Regions from separate parts of the Homo sapiens genome. Here region 1 is linked to region 2. Evidence: chromatin contacts called from ENCODE Hi-C or POLR2A ChIA-PET data. All regions are on one chromosome and are shown on one strand. Each heading gives the region's core, a stretch centred on a gene start or an enhancer-like site at or near the end of the contact. The rest is flanking DNA. Distances are from core to core; before and after follow the strand shown. Region 1 overlaps LAMA2 (laminin subunit alpha 2). Region 2 overlaps LAMA2 (laminin subunit alpha 2).

The links. Hi-C counts contacts between places; a loop is a spot of excess contacts on that map. ChIA-PET counts read pairs that join two places held with the same protein, here RNA polymerase II (POLR2A). Pooled maps may share reads with other maps.
Region 1: a map of dorsolateral prefrontal cortex shows a loop between it and region 2 (2.1-fold over the local background). The contact joins two enhancer-like sites. A Hi-C loop is called at or near these places in 2 of 168 maps with a recorded cell type or tissue (dorsolateral prefrontal cortex and naive thymus-derived CD4-positive, alpha-beta T cell) and 5 of 50 pooled maps. POLR2A ChIA-PET finds 5 or more read pairs at or near these places in 1 of 52 experiments (WTC11).

What each region holds. Positions count from the first base shown.
Region 1 is chr6:129,279,362-129,283,343 of GRCh38, forward strand. It overlaps LAMA2 (laminin subunit alpha 2), which reads left to right. Exons shown (of 65, transcript NM_000426.4): 18 at 700-786. Among named protein-coding and RNA genes, the nearest start is that of LAMA2, 400 kb to the left of the region's middle. Within about 2 kb of position 1,515, at least 3 of the 41 ENCODE cell types and tissues checked have a DNase peak (open chromatin) inside an H3K27ac peak, as active enhancers do; they include dorsolateral prefrontal cortex, where a contact is called at or near this core.
Region 2 is chr6:129,367,767-129,371,831 of GRCh38, forward strand. LAMA2 (laminin subunit alpha 2) reads left to right here. Exons shown (of 65, transcript NM_000426.4): 34 at 2,126-2,224. Among named protein-coding and RNA genes, the nearest start is that of ARHGAP18, 340 kb to the right of the region's middle. RefSeq lists an enhancer at 2,725-3,234. Within about 2 kb of position 2,810, at least 4 of the 41 ENCODE cell types and tissues checked have a DNase peak (open chromatin) inside an H3K27ac peak, as active enhancers do; they include dorsolateral prefrontal cortex, where a contact is called at or near this core.

The sequences.
Region 1 (3,982 bases), core at 265-2,764, 90 kb before region 2:
GTGTTCAGCTCTATTGCTTCAGACCCAAATTAGAAATATGTGCAAAGAGAGAAGTGAATTTTGAAACATGCCAGAGGGTATGAGATGGCAAGGTTGCTTTTGTTTGGTTAGGTTTATGATAAGTTTAGGTAGAATATGCACACTTGATCTCTTCTGAAAGCTTTCCTGAGGATTCCATCAGTGTGAGGGCATACCTGCAAGGAAGCACATGCCGCAGCCTGCACACAGGCACGCCCCACTATGGCAGTAGCTGAAGAAGGAAGCACTGCCACCACCACTACCACATACTGAGATTTCCAAAATCACTAACAAATTTCTCCAGGCTGCTTCAAATTCAGAGGGATTTGGCTACAGAAGAAAGTATGTGAGGCTGCATATGTGCCAGGCCTGGAGGAATTTCTAAAAAGCAGCTATACATTTCCACTTGTTACTGATGATCACTACTCAGAGCAGTCGAAAGTCAGTTAATAACATGTCACAGGGATACTGCTCTCCACTGGGCTATATTCACGTCTGCAGAAATAGCAATGTCATTTCATCCTCCATTGGCCAGACCCTAATCTCTGTCTCTGGGGTGAGAATGACCAGCCTGTACTCTTTTGTCAGAGCAGTAGTGGAGAGAGAGAAATGAGAAAATGCTAATGACTTTGTGTATGTCCTTCTTCCTTGTCCCTGTTTTCCGCAACAACATCAACATAGCTTTAGCCCAACGTGCCATTTAGACCGGAGTCTTGGATTGATCTGTGATGGATGCCCTGTCGGGTACACAGGACCACGCTGTGAGAGGTAAGAGTATACTACACTGTCTTGCAAAATGATTTCTACCTTGGGAGTTATAAAACCGCAGATACAATCATCCTTTGCATCATCCTTTGGAGAAAAAAGGCCACACTCAATGAGGTGAAATAAAGTTTCTCAACGCACTTGTCAAACAAATGCATTATATTTTTGTAATTTATTTATTTTTCAGAAATTGCTTCATAAATCTTCATTCACTCAGAGAATATCTGATTAATGTTTTAATCTTAAAGGTTAAGTATTAACCTACAATCTTTGTAGAAAGCATTGCTCAAGTGGAAAGTCATGCACTTTAAGATTTATCTTACTGTCTGTGTAGGCACCATTTATTTTTCATAATTAGCTTTTTGTCCTTAAAATGTAGCTTAAATGCATAGTTCATAGTTCAGCAAGTGGTTCATAATTTACTTTAAATATACTTGAAAATAGAAACAAAATGTAATTTATTATCATGATTTATATCCTCTTCTAATTGCTCCTAAACCAGTATTTTAATTCCTGTTGATTTTACTGGGTTGCTTTGCAGCAGAAACAAGAGTATTATTTTATGTAATTTGTGTGATTATATTTCCTTCTGAAATGTTTTTGAAGAAATAATTCTTCTATATATTCAGCCTCAGCATAAAAGTGATACAAACTTCCCCCTTGACATCATTGCCAAAAACAAAAACCTCCCTCTGGTTTCAGCACTGGAAATAGTCCCTGCTGCCACCCTTCCTGGGAGGGAGGGGTGCAAAGGAAGTGACCTACTTTCACTCATCATCACTGAGGCTAACCCTGAAGAGGGCTGTTTCTGCCCGTCTTTTCCTGTCATCTTGGCAGCTATCACCCCTGTTTCAACCAGGATGCATAAAATTAATGAAGCAGGAGCCTATCACCCAGAGAGAATTTAGCTAGCAACTAGCAGTCTGTGGACAAAGTGCCAATGACAGTTCCTAGCAGCAACAAGTACTATTTGTGAGTATGGAAGCATCTGTAAATTAGGAATGAAAGAAAAAAAAATGAAACAAGCAGCATTTATTTGCAATCAAGAAACTAGATATCTTTAATTGTGTGTGTGTGTCTGTGTGTGTGTTTAAAGAAAGGCATGTGCATATTACTTACTATAATAGGAGAACATATCATTGCCAAGACAGATTTACATCAAGTGCCTAAACCCCCCAGTTCACTACAGGCAACCTTTTTTTAGCAACTGGAAAATGACAGCTGCTCTGTCATACAAGGCTATTAAATCCACTTATCTAGGTGAGCATAATCTCTGATGTACTTATATTGCTTTGCTTTATGTACTATACTCCCTATACATGTTAGACAATAGTTTCTGAACCATCTATAATTTAAAACCCTACATTTTATTTAACAAACATCTGTTTAGCAACTACCATGTGCTGGGTACAAGGCTAGACATTGGATATAAATAGATGCATTTTCCCATCCTTGCCCTCAGCACCTCACATCTTTCTTTAATGCAAGTGAGGATGGTTGCTTGTATTCTTGGGAGAATTCCATTTGAATAGTAAAAATCACCAAGGAGAGAAATACCTGACAGAAAGTATGATTTCCTGTCTAAAATCTGTATTAATCTGATTCAGAAGATGGCAACATGCATATGCAGTGTAATGAATGGCATATTTTATCTCCAGCTCAAGTTTTTCCACAGTTGATACCATATTTTTCTAGCCAGAATTTAGATTAGGGTTTTCCAGGAATATTTAAGATTTATAATTTCATTGTATTTATGTAAGCCAAAAGAACACCTTAGATAGATCTAAAATATGAGGGAAACATTTTTTGTTTGAGATGTGCCTGTTGAAGTAGAAGAGAGGGAAGATAAGGGTCAGGGTAAGGAGGAGATACTGGTTGCATTAAAAATCTTGTAATCAAAACCATTCTGTAAGTGATTTGTGTGATCAGCTTATGCACATCATCTAAATAAGACCAGAATTTAAAAACTAAATCAACATTTCCCAAATTGTAGATGTTCCTGGAATAAAGAATTCTGTGATCACATGAGTTTGGGAAGCATCCATTTGCATGTTAAAAGTTCTGGCATGTCCTACAGTGTGTAATTAAGAAATCTGTTCAATTTGTTTAGCTCAGCATTTCCTAAACTTATGTGGCCATAAACCCTCTGCTTTAACTATATAGCAAGAATATATCTCAGACTACAGCTCAGGTGGGACAAGAGTTATAACTTTATAGTCTTTATCACAATTTAATTTCTATTTTGAGACCCCTTTCTCTATATGTGGGAACTGTGAGGTCTTAGAAACATAATCTGAGCCCATTTCAAGTTGTTTTCTTCTCCTCTCTCCCAGCTAGAATCAAAGTTCTATTAAGCTTACCTAGTACCAAAGGCCTTATATGCAAGGGTAGAGGGGAGGGTATAATGTCTGTGTGTATATGTTGAGCAAGGGGACATGTGATAGGGCCAGCCAGTACTGAGTATTTCACCCAAGCATGTTTCTGCTGACCTATCCCTTTTTCTCCGTCCTCCTAATTACCTTTCCTTTCAGGTCTAGAAAGTCTCTCAACTACTTTCATTCCATTCTTAGAGGCACAGGAATCATTCAGCTTCTTTCATTCCATGCTAAGACCCACCAACATCTCTACCATCATCATTTTTCCATCTGCCTTTCCAAATCCATCCCATTTTCTATTTGAAAAAGGATGAGCTACATTTGTGGAACTGGTGGCTTTCAGAGCTCGGGGTCTGGCAGATTCCTATGTCTCTGCCTTTTGCCCTGTCAAATCCCTTCATTCAAACATGTAGCACAAGATGGCCTTGCTTCTTGAATCGAGGGGGTGAAGAGAAACAGTGAACAGGGGAATGGCCAAACAAGATACAACAAAACATGGATTGGTATTCTGTCACAAGTTGAACACTAGTTACAGCTTGGAAAACATTCACTTAGGGCCAAAACACCACTATTTTTGAGGTATCACTGCTTTGCTGGGGAATGATTTAAACAAAGGAAAAAAAAGAGTCAGAGAGTGAGGGGAGAAGGTATTCATGATGATACCTTTGCTAAGATTCTAGACTTTTATCATCTGGACAAGAGGAGAACAAAAATAACAAAGAGACAGAATCTTGAAGGGCTAAAAGAGATTAAGTAAGCAATTGGAATATCAAGAGCAATTAAAAAGACTGTTGAGCTAAAAGTGAGTCAAATGCTGAGGATAC
Region 2 (4,065 bases), core at 1,560-4,059:
GAAGTCTTAAATGGATTACCATACATAGCTTTTACAGAAACTCCAAGAAATAGGAAAGAAGTTGTCATGGTCTGAATATTTACATCTCCCCAAATTTATATGTTGAAAGTCTGTCACAGTCCATTGGAGCTGCTGTGACAAATACCATAAACTGATTAGCTTATAAACAATAGAAATATATCTCTCACAGTTCTGAGGCTGGGAAGCCCAAGATCAAGGTACCAGCAATGTTCAATGTCTAGTGAAGGCCTGTTCCTCACAGAGGGTGACTTCTTGCTATGACCCCACATTTAATTCATTTAATATCTGGATACTGAGGAAAAGGATAGCTAGCTCTCTGGGGTCTCTTTAATAAGGGCACTAATCCCAATCATGAAGGCTACATTCTCATGACTCAATCACTTCCCAAAGGCTCCACCTCCTAATATCATCACATTGGGAACTAGGATGTCAACACATGGATATTAGAAGGACACAAACATTCTGCCTTCTGCCGTGTGAGGACACAGGGAGAAGGCAGCTGTGCTTAACAGAGCCATGTGAGCAGAGGCAGTGGTGTGAATTAGATCTGTCTGGCAGATATTAAAAGTCAGACCTGCTAGTGAAAGATAAGGCTGGAGACTTCAGTGAGGCAGGGTGATATGATGGACAACCTTGAAAGCCAGGCAGAGGAACCTGAGTTTACCTTGTGGTCCTGGTATTCAGGGAAGTGAAGAGTTTTAATGAAAAGAATGCCGATCAGTTATTTTCCTTGTATATGGAGAGAATACAGAAAAATAAATTAAACTAGAAAAGCAAACATTTTAGTTGAACATGAAACATTTTAAAACTAATACTTAAGCAATGGATGATGAAGTAAAGAGGATCCTATAGAAGAGGCTCCAATTTGTGAACATCTTCTAAGCCAAGGGATTCAGTGACCCATCCACTTCTGGCTGGATATTGATCCAGATGACCTGGATTATCCTTAAATTCTAGTCTTTCTTGATTTTTTATTTTGTTCTTCTTCCATCATTCACTTGACATTTGTATACTGAGGATCACCTTCTGGTATTATAAAAACTTAAGTTATTTCACCTCTTTGCTCAATTTCTTTAACTATGTCAGTGCTCCCCAAGCTTCAGCCAAAGACCATCAAGGACACACATGTGATGGAACAAAGTGGGATTTATTAACTTGTTGCAACAAGGGGCACTGAACACCATGGGGGAATTGTGGGCTGTCTCAATAAGAAGGTGTTAGGAATAACTTCTAGTATTTGAGGCTGTGCTAGATAACTTAAGGTTAGCACTCAACTGGGTGCTATTCAGAAGTGGGAGTAATTCTGTGAGTATTTTGTGAATCCTATCTAGAGGGAAGGAAGAACAGAGGGAGGATAAAGCTATGATTAATAAGGAGGCAGTGTTCATTCATATTAGCCAGGAAATGGGAGGTTGGGGTAGTTTTGTGGTCTACACAAAACCCGCTATGGTTTTGTCTGCGCTTAGACATTACAGGGTAGTCTCTTTTTTTCTGTTTCATTCATCACTGGTTCAGAGTGACCTTGTCTAATTTAGTGTCCTATGAGATTATTTATGTTCCATAGGAAAAAAATATGGCCCTGCTGTTAGGCCAGTTCCTAGCAACACCGAGGACAGGCCAGTTAGTTAGCGCCTAGCCAGGTCTCTATGTTAAGGCCTGCCGTTCTCTTTTTTACCTGTGATCTGTGTCTCTGTTAATTGGAATGGGAGCCTTAAATGGGCCAGGCAAGGAGTTTATCTTAACTCTACCCCTTACTGACTGTGTGATCTCGTGCACATTTTTAACTGTCTTCAAGACAGTTTGCTCTTTCATGAAATGGAATAATGCTTACCCCCCATAGAGCTGTTGTGAAAATTAAATGAAAAAACAAAACATAAAAAGCCTGGCACATAGTAATTTCTCAATAAGTCACTGCAATTTTTATTATTTGCCTGAATATTTGGCATGACACTCAATGTGTAAGTGCCCAGTTGAAATAGTTTCCTTATCTTTTCTTTGAAGGTGAGAAGGCTAAGTTCCTTTTATATACAAAAATGTGTTCTGTCGAACACTATCACTGCAAGGCCATTTACTAAAAATGTTTATGGGATGGAATCTTTTTCAGCACTTGCTGTCACCTCAGCGGGCCCCAGAGAGGCTTATTCAGCTGGCAGAGGGCAATCTGAATACACTCGTGACCGAAATGAACGAGCTGCTGACCAGGGTAAGGTGGCAAAATTATGAATCTTCTGAAAGCAGATAGATTATGTCAATGAAGGAAAATTACTTCAAAGTTCTGAAATGCAAATCACCTTCTTCCTAATTCCCAATTTGGTATATAAAATAGATGTATTCTGACTTGCTAATTCTGCTTCAAATCAAATCATAGAAATCAGTAGCACGCAGAAAAATTGGGGATACCTGGAAATTGTCAATGGCTAAAAAGTCCAGAATGACAGTGTATTTTGAGAACTTTATTCAGTAGCCTCCGTGGTAAAGTTTGTATCTGTTCTGATTTCCAAAAGCACTATCTTTGATTGTGTAAAGAGAAAGAAAAACAAATGAAAATGCTTGTGGTCTCTTTCATCTCATCGTGGGATTTTTGCATTAGTATAGAAATACAGTGTAAATCAGTCTTTCCACACAAAAGAGGAAATCTTCTCTATTGTGAGACTCCAAAGTGCTTAAGACACTTTTTAAAGTCAGAATGTAAAGTCCATGTTGCATTTATCAGGCTTTTTAAAGAATTGGAAATTTTAAATTTTCAAAACTGCGATGGTATTAAAAACTTTTTGCAGTTAGAGAATGAAGAAAACAACATAAAGCCCGCCATCTTGTGGCCAGAAATATGCATGAAGCTAGAAACGGGGCTGCAAAGTACGGATTTAATTTGATTATCTAAGAGCTTTAAATGATAAAGAGTATTGGAGCTAGAAGGTTCCTGGGGATTATCGAGTCCACTTTGTATTTTAAAGAAGAGCTGCCTCGGGCCATGACAGTGAAACGAATTAACAATGGCCATACAATTTGCTAAACTCAGGGACTTAAGCTGGACCCAGTCTCAAGATTCCCACTGGCCCAGTACTTTTTCTACATAGCCTGCTGTCGGTTTAGGAAAATATCCACAGGAAAATCAAATAGGCTTCTGAGCACATAATGCTAAACAACGGCCCTGATGTTACAATAGCATACTAAACACTTTTTCAGAATCTCATAGCAACAATATAGAATGTACAGATACAACACGGAGTTTCTTGCCAAATGTATGTAGACATTAGATTAAATTGAGTGCATTTATCTCATATTAATTTAATATGAAATAATTCATATTTGTTATAAATAAGAATTTTCTAACAGGTCATGGTAGAATAAATCAATTTAACAAGCACACATAAATGTTCATAACATACAAAGCCTAAGTTACGTGTTGGCAGATGAAAAATATGAATGAGGCTCAATCTGTCTTCAAAGAACTTTGAGATGTGTGTGTGTGTGTGTGTGTGTGTGTGTGTGTACATCAGCATTTAAGTGTATGGAGGACCATATTAGACAACTGCATGCAGGTATATAATAAAACATGAAATAAAATAAAGTCGGAAGAAATTCTGGAGAAATATTTAATAATAGAATAATTTCATCTGCTTAGGGGTAATTAGAAAAAATTTCATGTAATAAATGGCATTTCATTCATTCATTCACTTAACTAATACTTTTTGGGAGTCTCTCATGTTCTAGGAATTATGACACTGGGGATAGAAGTGTGAGCAAAACTGCGCAGTCCTTGCCCTCATTGGCTTAGTATAGTCTAATGATCTGACGTTAGAGACACAAAAAGTATTTCTTTTTTTTTTTTTTTTTGAGACAGAGTCTTGCTCTGTCGCCGAGGCTGGAGTGCAGTGGTGCGATCTTGGCTCACTGCAACCTCCGCCTCCCGGGTTCAAGTGATTTTCCTGCCTCAGCCTCCCAAGTAGCTGGGATTACAGGTGTGTGCCACCACACCTGGCTAATTTTTTTTGTATTTTTAGTAGAGACGGGTTTCACCATGTTCGTCAGGCTGGTCTTGAA